Regions from separate parts of the Homo sapiens genome. Here region 1 is linked to region 2. A link is a contact called in ENCODE Hi-C or POLR2A ChIA-PET data. All regions are on one chromosome and are shown on one strand. Each heading gives the region's core, a stretch centred on a gene start or an enhancer-like site at or near the end of the contact. The rest is flanking DNA. Distances are from core to core; before and after follow the strand shown. Region 1 overlaps RAB31 (RAB31, member RAS oncogene family). Region 2 has its middle 33 kb from the start of NDUFV2.

Region 1 (5,686 bases), core at 283-2,782, 700 kb after region 2:
TTTGACATGCTGCTGGATTCAGTTTGCCAGTATTTTATTGAGGATTTTTGCGTTGGTGTTCATCAGGGATATGGGCCTGAAATTTTCTTTTTTTGTTGTGTCTCTGCCAGGTTTTGGTATCAGGATGATGCTGGCCTCATAAAATGAGTTAGGGAGGAGTCCCTCTTTTCTATTGTTTGGAATAGTTTCAAAAGGAATGTTAGCAGCTCCTCCTTGTAGTGGGAGGTATCATTCTTAATCTGGAGGGATAGGAAGCTTGAAGGCCGTTGCAGGAGTCCAGGAATGAATCAAGTGTTAGTGCTTGGTTTTCACAGATTGGTGGTGCCTAGCGTTTTGTGTGGCAGCAGCCAAAACTTTGTGGTTCCTGATTTCATAATTATAGATTTACATGTGATTAATAAGTGTGACAATTCAAACAGCAGGGGTTGTCATTTCAGAATAAGTGGTTGTTCTCAGAGAGGAATCTCATATGAGGGATCCATTTCCCAGGAAGTAGATGGAACCAATTGCTGGGCATGAGTACGTCTCTGATATCGACTATACAAATGATTATACAATGAAACACTATCTGGCCCACAGGTAGGGTTTTACTGTACTTTATTTCAGGTTCTGGAGTCAGAATCGGGTTTATTCTAATGTCTCCCCGGCAGTCAATAATTTGAGCCCCTTTCATTACTGTTAAGGCTGCAGCGGCTATCTTCAGAGCCTGTCAGGCTATGAGTAACTTGAGCTATGCAACGTGAAACCAGAAAGCACTAGTAAAGTACTTGTGAGTTCTAGAAATTTGACTTTTTTTTTTTTTTTTTTTGAGAAATTTAGGCCAGTGTGGTGACTCAAGCCTATAACCCCAGCACTTTGGGAGGCTGAGGCCGGAGGATCATTTGAGCCTGGGAGTTTGCGTTAGCCTGCCCCACATAGCAAGACCTTGTCTCTGCAAAAAAACCCCTAACATTTAAAAATAGCAGGGTGTGGCGGTGCACACCTGTAGTCTCGGCTACTGGAGAGGCTGAAGCGAGAGGATCACTTGAGCTCAGGAGTTCGAGGCTGCAGTGAGCTATGATTGCACCACTGCATTCCAGCCTGGGTGACAGAGCAAGACCCTCTCTCTTAAAAAAATAAAGGAAAAATGTACACTTAGCAGGGAAGTTGATTTAACCTAGTGAGAGCCTTAAGAGGTTTTGACTAGGACTCAAAAGAGTTTGGTTCTGACTCTACCAACCAGCTATGTGACCTTGAGGAAGTCACACTGTTTCCTCTTTACCAAAACGAGGGGACTGGACAAGACGGCCTGTGGTATTCTCAGAATCTTACGAAATGGAATAATATATACATAGATGGGTTTCCGTCAGTGTGGCCCTAAAGACAGGCCTCTCTGATCCTGTCTCTCTCTTCCAAGGCTCCTTCTTCACCCAGTAGGCTTCATTCTCTTTTCTGAGTCCTACCTCTGTGTCTTCACATGCGACAGCCACTATTACCCTGGCACTTTCCTTGTGTGTGTGTCACAGCCCTAGCGAGTTTCCTGCGGGGAAGGGCATTCCCAGCGCGGAGTGACTCCTTAGCCTGGCTCCTGGCCTGTCCTCAGCAAACCGCGGGTAGGGTGTGCCCCTGGTGGCCAGCCGAGGAACAGCAGTCGCCCCTGGAGGTCGGGAACTGCATCCACTTGAGCGGTCCCAAGCCACGGGTCAGAGAGGATTCGATGGTGGTGTTCTTTGCAGAAATGTTTCCCTTTCTGAGACAAACTAAAACTTTGTCTATCCTTTCGTCCTGTTATTTCTTTCCTATCAAGTGTGTAAGAATGTACATTTGACAGTGCATTCTAAAAGAGGTGAGAGTTAAAATGTTTCAAAATAAAGAGACAGTGACTTTGTTGTTTGAAAAATCAGTGCTTATATCTAAATTTGAGCAGACTTGCTGCTGTAACTCTTCAGACAAGTTGGCGTTGACGCTTGAGCCCTTTGTAGAGGATGATGAGTAAAGCTGAACATTGAGCATTGTCAAGTGACTTCTTCCCTTTTCCGCCTTCAAGGGCGTTTTGGGGCTGGCCTTGCAGGATTGATTTGTTGGCTGCTTTGAGACTTGTGTCCATTGTTTTGAGCACATCCCTTGGGAGAGTAAATGATAGATTCCAAAGGGGTGCTTTTCAGACCAGCGCCCCCACCGAGAAGATGCACCCTCAGCCCTGTGCCCCAGGGGCACGTGAGGGAACTGAGCAAGCACCTGCAGCCTAAGGAGGAAGGCCCCGGGGCACACAGAAACCAGGCGAGGTTTGTCACTGGGTGATAGGGTAAGCCTGGGTATCAAGGAATGAAAAAAAGGAGCAAATCGAGGAGTTGTCTCCTGAGCTCAGAGGGGCCACAGGTGGGGCAGCCCCATCACCACTGTGTGCTGGTCCTCCTGCCGTGTGCCTGGCCCTGCTTAAGAACTCCTGGAGGCCAGGGAGGGTGGAATGGTATCTCCCCGCCAATGGGGTCTAGCCTGCTGTTGGCATGGGAAAGGGAGGGTTTGGGGAATGCCTGTTGGGCGAGTGAAGAATGAGTGAATGAACGATTGAATGGAATAGCCCTGAGAAGGAGAATTCCTAAACTGTGATGGAGAAAGGTAGAAATGAGCGTGGTCGGTGTTGGGGAGAGGTCCCCACCCTGCCTCCTTGGCAGTTTGTAGGAATCAGCTGGCCTCATGAAAGTGTGCTGCCTGCTGTAAGGGGCAATTTCCTAATCTTCAAGGGCAGGGCAGGGCAGGCTGTCACAGTTCCTCAGTGTCCAGTTTCTTGGGGGCTACGTGGGCTACAGTCTGGCAAGGATTTGCTCCTCCACAGGGGGTCTTAAGAACAACTGAGATGAAAAGAGTTGTGGTTTGGGGGACTGCGAGGGAACATGAGCCAGAATCCATACTTGAGGTGCAGCTCAGAAATAGCAGCGGCATCAATTGGCATCTCAGGAGCTGATGTTTTGATTCTGCCGTCACCTCTTTGAACTCTGTGCATCGATTTGCACGATGCAGATAAACAGCAGCTTTGGTGCTGTGTTTGTTAGGGCTCAGGGTCAGTGCAGGCTGCTCTCCTTGGGAGGCGAGACCTTCTGGAGAGGGGTTTTCTGATGAGTATTAAAAGCCAAGTCCCCTGTTGCCCCAGGTTTGCTGGAATTGTCCCCCAAACACAGGGCTGAGAAGGAGTAAAAATAATTCAGATTGCCAACTGGTATTTCAAATCCCACTTCATATTTCAGTGTCTGAAGAAAACCACATTTCTCTGAATTTCAACATTTCATCCTTGATCTTTTGGCTTTCAAATTTATACCTTTAATGTAAGAGAACTGAATCAGCTATTTTTTCATTCTCTCGATAAATCACTTGTTCCCGTTTTGTGTATAGTTTTCAGAACGCCTCCACGATCCTTCCAGTAGGAACATGTTGGCAACGGCGATCGGTGTTGATAAAGCCTTGGGTCCTGTGTCCTCTGCCCTTCCTGCCTGTCTCAGAACAGCAGCCATTAACAATTGAGGGCAGATGCTTTTTTCTACTTTCTTCTACTTTTGGGGCAACTTCCTGACTTTATTTTCTAACTCCTCCATGAAATTTTAATTTCTGCCATCATATTTTTAATATATATATTTTTTGAGACAGAATCTCACTCTGTCACCCAGGCTGAGTGCAGTGGCACAATCATAGCTCACTGCACCCTTGAATTCCCGGGCTCAAGCCATCTTCCTGCCTCAGCCTCCCAAGTAGCTGGGACTACAGGCCCATGTCGCCACACCCGGCTAATTTTTACATTTTTTTGTAGAGTCAGGGGTCTTGCTATGTTGCCCAGGCTGGCCTTGAACTCCTGGCCTCAAGTGTTCATCCTGCTTTGGCCTCCCAAAGTGCTAGGATTACTGGTGTGAGCCACTACACCTAGCCATATTTTAAATTTCTAAGAGGTTGGTTGTATTCTCAACGATCTTTTAAAATAACATCCTGCTGTTTTGTGTGTGTGTGTGTGTGGAGGGGAGCATATAAATGTCAGGTATTTCTTAGTGAGTGATTATATTGAAAAAGTTAAAAATGTAAGTTGAAAGCTCTGTTTGTATTGGGGCTTGTCAACTGCTGCACACATGGCCTTTGGTTAGGGGATCCCAAATATCGGGAACTCTAGAGCTTTTTTTCTCCTACCTAAAGGGGAGCCTTCACTGCTTCTGTGTGGGCTTATCCAGCTTAGGGTGAACAGCACCTGGCCCCTCCCTTACCTGTGCCTGATGTCCCCAAGCCCAGCTCCGTCCGATGCAGGCTTCCTGGAGAGTAAAGCTCTGACCCTGGTTATGTGGCCTGGGGCTCCAAGGGTATGTTGTTGTGTGGCCTTTCAACTGATCTGTTTTCAGCCCTCCATTGCTTGATGTTTCCTGAGGTTCTGCGGCATGAATTGACTTGCTTCTTTATTGGCTTCTCTCCCTGCCAGCAGTTTGGTTTCAGCTTCTTCATTCTCAGGGACCGCTTGTCCTCCTGGATTTTGTTGATATCACTTGTCTGGTGTTGTCTCTTCTCCTATCTCTTTGACTTTGTGAATTTGTGTCTTTTATTTCTTAAACCACTTTACAAGGGCTTTGGAAGGGAGTGGATATAAATGCGTGCATTGAATTTCCAGTGTGTAATTGGACCCTCGTCATAATCAGCTTTAAAGAATTATTTAAGAGAGAAAGAACTGAGACAAGACCATTATATAATTAAGCAAAATTTGGAAGTTATTACCCAACCATCAGATTCTACAGAGAAAATGCTAGAAACATAGAAACTAGAATTAATAGGTCTTAAAGGGTGATGCCTAGAGAAACAGATTACGTGTCTTTTGAATGCAAGGTTTTGAACAGAATGAATTCTGTTTCTGCCCAAACAATGTGGTATGTTCACGTACTTCTTCTCTAGAGCCCTCCCAAGATTTCAGAATTTCTGAAAATACATCCATAGTGAACATGTTCATTTTTGGTTAAATATTGTATACATGTCAGACATGTTTCTGAAACTGATTTTTACCATACTTCTTTTCTTTCTGTGAAAGCAATACAATTTTATTATAGAAAATATTGGTGAGAAATAGAAGAAAATATCCCCCCACTCCCTCTCCCAGTCTCATCAACCAGAAATAGCCAGTCGTGTCCTCTGGTAATCTGTGAGGTCAGTTAACCTCACAACCTGTGAGTTGCCGCCCTTCATCTTCACGGTTGTATCCTCATTCTTTCCTAGGACACTGGGGTTGGGAAATCAAGCATCGTGTGTCGATTTGTCCAGGATCACTTTGACCACAACATCAGCCCTACTATTGGGTAAGTTCCTGTATGTCATTCTCCTTCGCGTTGCTTCCTTTCACGGCATCAGAATGACCACTCTGTCTGTGCCTGAGCCTTCAGGCAGGGCCACAGTTTTCATCCCAGCCAGTGAGAATCAATCCCAGCTGTAGACCGACAGAAATTCAGGGACTTCTGAGTATGTGTCCAGGCTTACTGTCCCTGTCGGTCATTTTTTTTTTCCTAGTCAGCCTTCCTCATGCTACCTCCTAAGGTCATTTCCTTGATCTCTGAGAGCATTATTCTGCAAATCTTGGCGTTATTTCCAGTTGGAAGACGATATGCAGAGCAAACCCCTGATAGTTCTGCTTTAAGTTGCCTGCTAATAAACCCTGAAAATGCCATCCACCCGTACCTCAGCACTGTCTGCA
Region 2 (5,665 bases), core at 1,899-4,398:
CCTCTTCTTGGATTCAAGCTAACCTTGGCCTGCATTGATTTGGATGTTACCTTTTCCCTATACCAGCTCCACCCTGGAAGTTTCTTTGGCTCAGACTCCTAGAAAACCAGAAGCTGCCCTTGCCTTTGCCTTCTGTCCTTCTCAGTTTGTCCAAAATATTCCTCACCAAGCCATATAGGCTGGCTTGACCTTAAATGAATTTCAGCCCCTCTTCACTATGCTGTTCAGTTGGCACCTGGCCTGTTCTCAGTGGGGCCTGGTGACCGCGATGGCAGGTGCCTCTCTTGGGGAACCCAACCGCCTTTCATGGGATCTTCCAACCCAACTGTTACTTCCTATTTGAAAGCTTTAGACCCAAGTAGGTCCACTACAAACTCTGTTTCCAGCCAGGGGGACTTTTCTAATTCTCAGTTCATTTGCACAACAGAAATGACACCAAACCCAGTGGGTGTTCATGTCCCTCCCAGATCAGGTGACCAGCTCTGCAACCCCACTCTCTTCCCCTGGTTCTTTCTGATGATTCACCTATGAGTTACACACCTTCCCCTGTGCTAGGGCTGTCCTCTAGCCTAGACCCTACCGAGATATTCTGACAGTGTTGAGCCGTGCTTTTCACATTTCAGTCTTTCATTTATAGTGGTCACAATTTTTGTCATAGATAAATAAGTATCATCCGTACTATTAGTTATTTAATGTATTTTTCTTTAAATCACTTAGTTTTTAACTTTAAACCCAATATTCTTCAGTGTTGCCCTAAATAATATTACCTTCAAGATCAGTGGTTGGATATGCTAGTTATATATTTACTTTTTTTTTTATTTTTTGTTTAGTTTTTTATTTTATTTGAATCATCCACCTCAAAATGTCACTAGTTATATATTTTCTTTTCTTTCTTTCTTTCCTTTTTTTTTTTTTTTTTTTGAGACAGAGTCTCACTCTGTTGCCTAGGCTGGAGTGCAAACCTCCGCCTCCTGGGTTCAAGTGATTCTTGTGCCTCAGTCTCCCAAGTAGCTGGGATTACAGGCGTGCACCACCACACATGGATAATTTTTGTATTTTTGGTAGAGACGAGGTTTCACCATGTTGGCCAGGCTGGTCTTGGAACTCCAGACCTCAGGTGATCTGCCCACCTTGGCCTCCCAAAGTGCTGGGATTACAGGTGTGAGCCACCTTACCCGGCCTAGTTATATATTTTCAAACACACATTAACTAAACAAATAATTATAAGCACTGAGTCCATCAATGTCAATATGACACAGCTTTTTTTCCAGGAAACACTCGCCCAGGAAAATAAGACTGTAAGCCAATATGTAACTTGGCAATTTGCTTCAGAAAATTCCTGCAAATCAATGTATTTGGGCAGGCAGTTTGCTTACCTGGGCAAAGAGCTCGTTTATTAGACAAGTTTACTCCTAAGGACCTTTGCCTCACATGCCTTCCAATCCTGAACGATTATGTCAGAAACTGAGCCCAACCCAACCCCAATCTGTTCTCATGGTTTTGCCGCCTTGCCCAGACCGGTCTCAAACTCCTCAACTCAAGCAATCCACCTGCCTCGGCCTCCCAAAGTGCTGGGATTACAGGTGTGAGCCACCACGCATGACCTGACATTTTATTTCTTTTTTAAATTTATTTTATTTTCATCTTTTTTCATTTTTTGTTCTGAAATTTCATATGTTCAACTGTTTACCACCTAAAATCATCTCATCCATTAGGAGTGGTAGGCACAGCAGCCTTTGATGAAACATTTCCCCTAAAAACACAATAAGAAAGTTCCTCTTCCAGCTCTCCACTGTCTCTCCCACGCCTTGCCTTTCTCCTCCAGTCTCTTATGTCCCTCCTCCTCCCACACCTTTACCATCAATGCCTTTTGCACCTGAGGTCTGCCTGCCTTCTATGACTCAGAAGGACATAAACTAAGGGAGAAGGTGATTTCCAGCAGATGAGCAGACAGTATTCCAGTGAGACTCATAAAGTGGTAAGCAACCTCTGTGCTTTGAAAACATTGTTAACTTAAAATGGAATACTAGACCATCATGGAGCTCATCGTGACACTGGCCACTGTGAAGCCAAATTTCAAGTACGGAAAGTCACCCAATACAGTGCAATGTCACTGCAATTTACACGATGTGATATGAGAGTCTGTACCAAGAAGGCTCCTCTGCCCCAAATTTCTTGCCTTTCATCCATTTGCCCCACAACTCACGGGTGTTAAAGGGCATAACATTTTAACTATAACTTAAGGGAAACTAACTTTTTTTGTTTTGTTTTGTTTTGTTTTGAGATGGAGTTTTGTTCTTGTTGCCCAGGCTGGAGTACGGTGGCACTATCTCAGCCCACTGCAACCTCCGCCTCCCGGGTTCAAGCTATTATCCTGATTCAGCCTCCTGAGTAGCTGAGATTACAGGCGTGTGCCACCACACCTGGCTATTTTTTGTATTTTTAGTAGAGACAGGGTTTCACCATGTTAGCTAGGTTGGTCCCAAACTCCTGACCTCAGGAGATCTACCCACCTCAGCCTCCCAAAGTGCTGGGATTACAGGCGTGAGCCACCACACCCGGCCAACTTCAACTTTTTAACTTTAACTTGAGCACCACTTTTCTGGTCCTTCGAAGGCAAAAAAATCTGAGGAGATATGAGTATAGCAACCTTTGGGACCGGCACGGTGACTTGTGCCTATAATCCTAGCGCTTTGTGAGGCCGAGGCGGAGGGATGGCTTGAGGCAGGAGTTCGAGGCTGTAGTGAACTATGATCACACCACAGCACTCTAGCCTGAGGGACAGAGCAAGACCTTCCCTAAAAAAAATAAATAAAATAATTTAAAAATTTTTTAAACTCAACCATTGGTATTTATGGATCACTTATAGTAGGTAGGATGTTTTCAAGGTCTCCACTACAGTGCCTGTGTGCTTTGATTCTTAAAGAACGCTGTGAATGGTAGGTATTATTTTCCAGTTTACAAATGAATTAACCCAGGCTTCAAAAGGTTTGATGATTTGCCTGAGGCCACACAGCTGGTAAGGGGCAGGCCATGGTTGCCTCACCAAGTCCCTGCCCCTAATGTTACTGGAAGTGGATCCATAACATAAAAACAGCCTCTGGTGTTTCTGTAGCCCTCGTTGGTCTTATAGACTGCTCGTTCATTTTCTCATTTCCTCACGGGACACCCCCTTGAGGAGGCAAGCTGGGGGTATTTTTAGCAATGGTTTGTCAGTTCCACTTCCTCTGGGATAAGCTGCAGCAGGTGGGCGAAGGAAGGAGGAAGCAGAGAGGGACGACTGAGGAGAGAGACCGCGTGGAAGGGAAGGCCGTCACTCCTCTCCAGGCCCGTCCCACTCACGCAGAACACTGTCCTGATATTTGGGCAGCAGGAGGGTGCCCTGCTTCGAGAAGGAAAATTACCAGGGACCCGTGTGCTCTGTGAAATATGTAAGGCTCTACACAAGGAAGGAAAGCAGTTCCACTGAGATTGGTAATAAATAACATAGTTGTAAACAGAGTAAGAGAATAGAGTTAAGGGTCTCGCCAGACTGCCCCAAAAACAAAAAAAGTCCTTGTTGGGGTTCAGGCTCAGCTGTAGGCTTTAAATTGTTTAGGGATATTTACAGTTCTAAGATATAGAAATCTAGGGCAATGAAGGCTCCTGCAACTATTTAAATGGTATCTGTGAATTAGTGATTTATATTATTTCTTTCTGTTTGTTTTTTTTTGAGACAGGATCTCACTCTGTGGCCCAGGCCGGAGTGCAGTGGTGCAATCATCAGTCACTGCAGCCTTGACGTCCCACCTCAGCCTCCTGAGTAGCTGGGACTACAGGCGTGAGCCACTGTGCCCGGCTAATTTTTATTTTTTGTAGAGACAGCGTCTCCCTATGTTGTGCAGGCTGGTGTCAAACTCCTGGGCTCAAGTGATTCTCCCACCTCAGCCTCCCAAAGTGCTGAGATGACAGGCATGAGCCGTGGCACCTGGCAACTCGTGCTATTTCTAATAGCTACTTATGTTGAGCACCTACCATGAGGTGGGCACATCACCTATTGGCTTCTCATTTTCAGATTAGGATGCTGAAGCTCAGCTAGCAAGTTTCTGCATTGAAATTCAAAACTAGGATTGTCTTGCTTGAATGGCTTTGCGTCATCATGATGGAACTTCCAGAGATCAGTCATATGTTACCCCAGCATCAAAGAGAAAAGAATAGACTGGACTGGCGAGCATAGAGTTCCCATTTATGTGCCTCAAATTCCATCCCATTTACTACCTTGGGCATTTTAACAGCCTTTTAAAGAAATATGGGCAGGCGCGGTGGCTCACACCTGTAATCCCAGCACTTTGGGAGGCCACGGTGGGTGGATCACCTGAGGTCGGGAGTTCAAGTCCAGCCTGACCAACATGGAGAAACCCCGTCTCTACTAAAAATACAAAAATTAGCCAGGTGTGGTTATGCATGCCTGTAATCCCAGCTACTCAGGAGGCTGAGGCAGGAGAATTGCTTGAACCTGGGAGGCGGAGGTTGCAGTGAGCTGAGATCACACCATTGCACTCCAGCCTGGGCAACAAGAGCAAAACTCCATCTCAAAAAAAAAAAAGAAAGGAAAGAAATATTTAGAAACTGGCCAGGCATGGTGGCTCGCTGTAATCCCAGCACTTTGGGAGGCCGAGGCGGGTGGATCACCCGAGGTCAGGAGTTCGAGACCAGCCTGACCAACACTCAAAATACAAAAATTAGCCAGGCGTGGTGGCGGGCACCTGTAGTCCCAGCTACTCAGGAGGTTGAGGCAGGAGAATCACTTAAACCTGGGAGGCAGAAGCTTCAGTGAACTGAGATAGTGCCACTGCACTCCAGCCTGGGTGAGAGAGCAGTACTCTGTCTCAAAAAAAAAAAAAAAAAAGGAAATATATATATATGATATATTCTATATCTAGAATATATATATAGAATATATCATTCTATATATAAAAACCTGTTTATATACAAGAAAACCTAATTCATTTGAAATACAAGGAGGATTTTAGCTTTAGTTTGATTTTTTAGAACAATAGAACAGAAGCTTCTAAACATTTTTGAACTTGACCTACAGAAAGAAAAGCCCTTTACATCATGCCTCAGTATACACAAATACACATGTGTGCAACAGAAGTTTCACAGAGCAACACTTACTCTACCTGTGAGAAGCACTCTGACATTTTGTTCTATTTTATTTTATTTTATTTATTTTTGAGACGGAGTCTCACTCTGTCACCCAGCTGGAGTGCAGTGGTGCAATCTTGTCTCACTGCAGCCTCCGCCTCCTAGGTTCAAGTGATCCTCCCACCTCAACCTCCCTAGTAGCTGAATTACAGACATGCACTACCACACCCAGCTAATTTTTGTATTTTTAGTAGAGACAGGGTTTCAGCAAGTTGGCCAGGTTGGTCTCGAACTGCTGATTTCAAGTGATCCACCCACCTTAGCCTCTCAAAGTGCTGGGATTACAGGCATGAGCCACCATGCCCAGCCCCTTCTGACATTTTAGATTCTAGTCTAATCTTTCTCTTTTTTTATTTTTGTTCATAGTCTTCCTTAATTATCTTTAAAAAAAAAAAAGTGGTAAAAACGTAACATGAGCTCCATCCTCTTCACAGGTTAAGTGTACAATACAATGTTGTAAACTATAGGCACAATGTTG

The links. Hi-C counts contacts between places; a loop is a spot of excess contacts on that map. ChIA-PET counts read pairs that join two places held with the same protein, here RNA polymerase II (POLR2A). Pooled maps may share reads with other maps.
Region 1: a loop to region 2 is called in a pooled map, with 5 times the contacts of the local background. The contact joins two enhancer-like sites. A Hi-C loop is called at or near these places in 1 of 37 single-sample maps with no recorded cell type and 7 of 50 pooled maps. POLR2A ChIA-PET finds 5 or more read pairs at or near these places in 1 of 52 experiments (endothelial cell of umbilical vein).

What each region holds. Positions count from the first base shown.
Region 1 is chr18:9,770,064-9,775,749 of GRCh38, forward strand. It overlaps RAB31 (RAB31, member RAS oncogene family), which reads left to right. Exons shown (of 7, transcript NM_006868.4): 2 at 5,215-5,294. Among named protein-coding and RNA genes, the nearest start is that of RAB31, 65 kb to the left of the region's middle. RefSeq lists an enhancer at 1,302-1,351. Within about 2 kb of position 1,533, at least 19 of the 41 ENCODE cell types and tissues checked have a DNase peak (open chromatin) inside an H3K27ac peak, as active enhancers do.
Region 2 is chr18:9,066,668-9,072,332 of GRCh38, forward strand. No RefSeq gene overlaps it. Among named protein-coding and RNA genes, the nearest start is that of NDUFV2, 33 kb to the right of the region's middle. RefSeq lists an enhancer at 1-204. Within about 2 kb of position 3,149, at least 3 of the 41 ENCODE cell types and tissues checked have a DNase peak (open chromatin) inside an H3K27ac peak, as active enhancers do.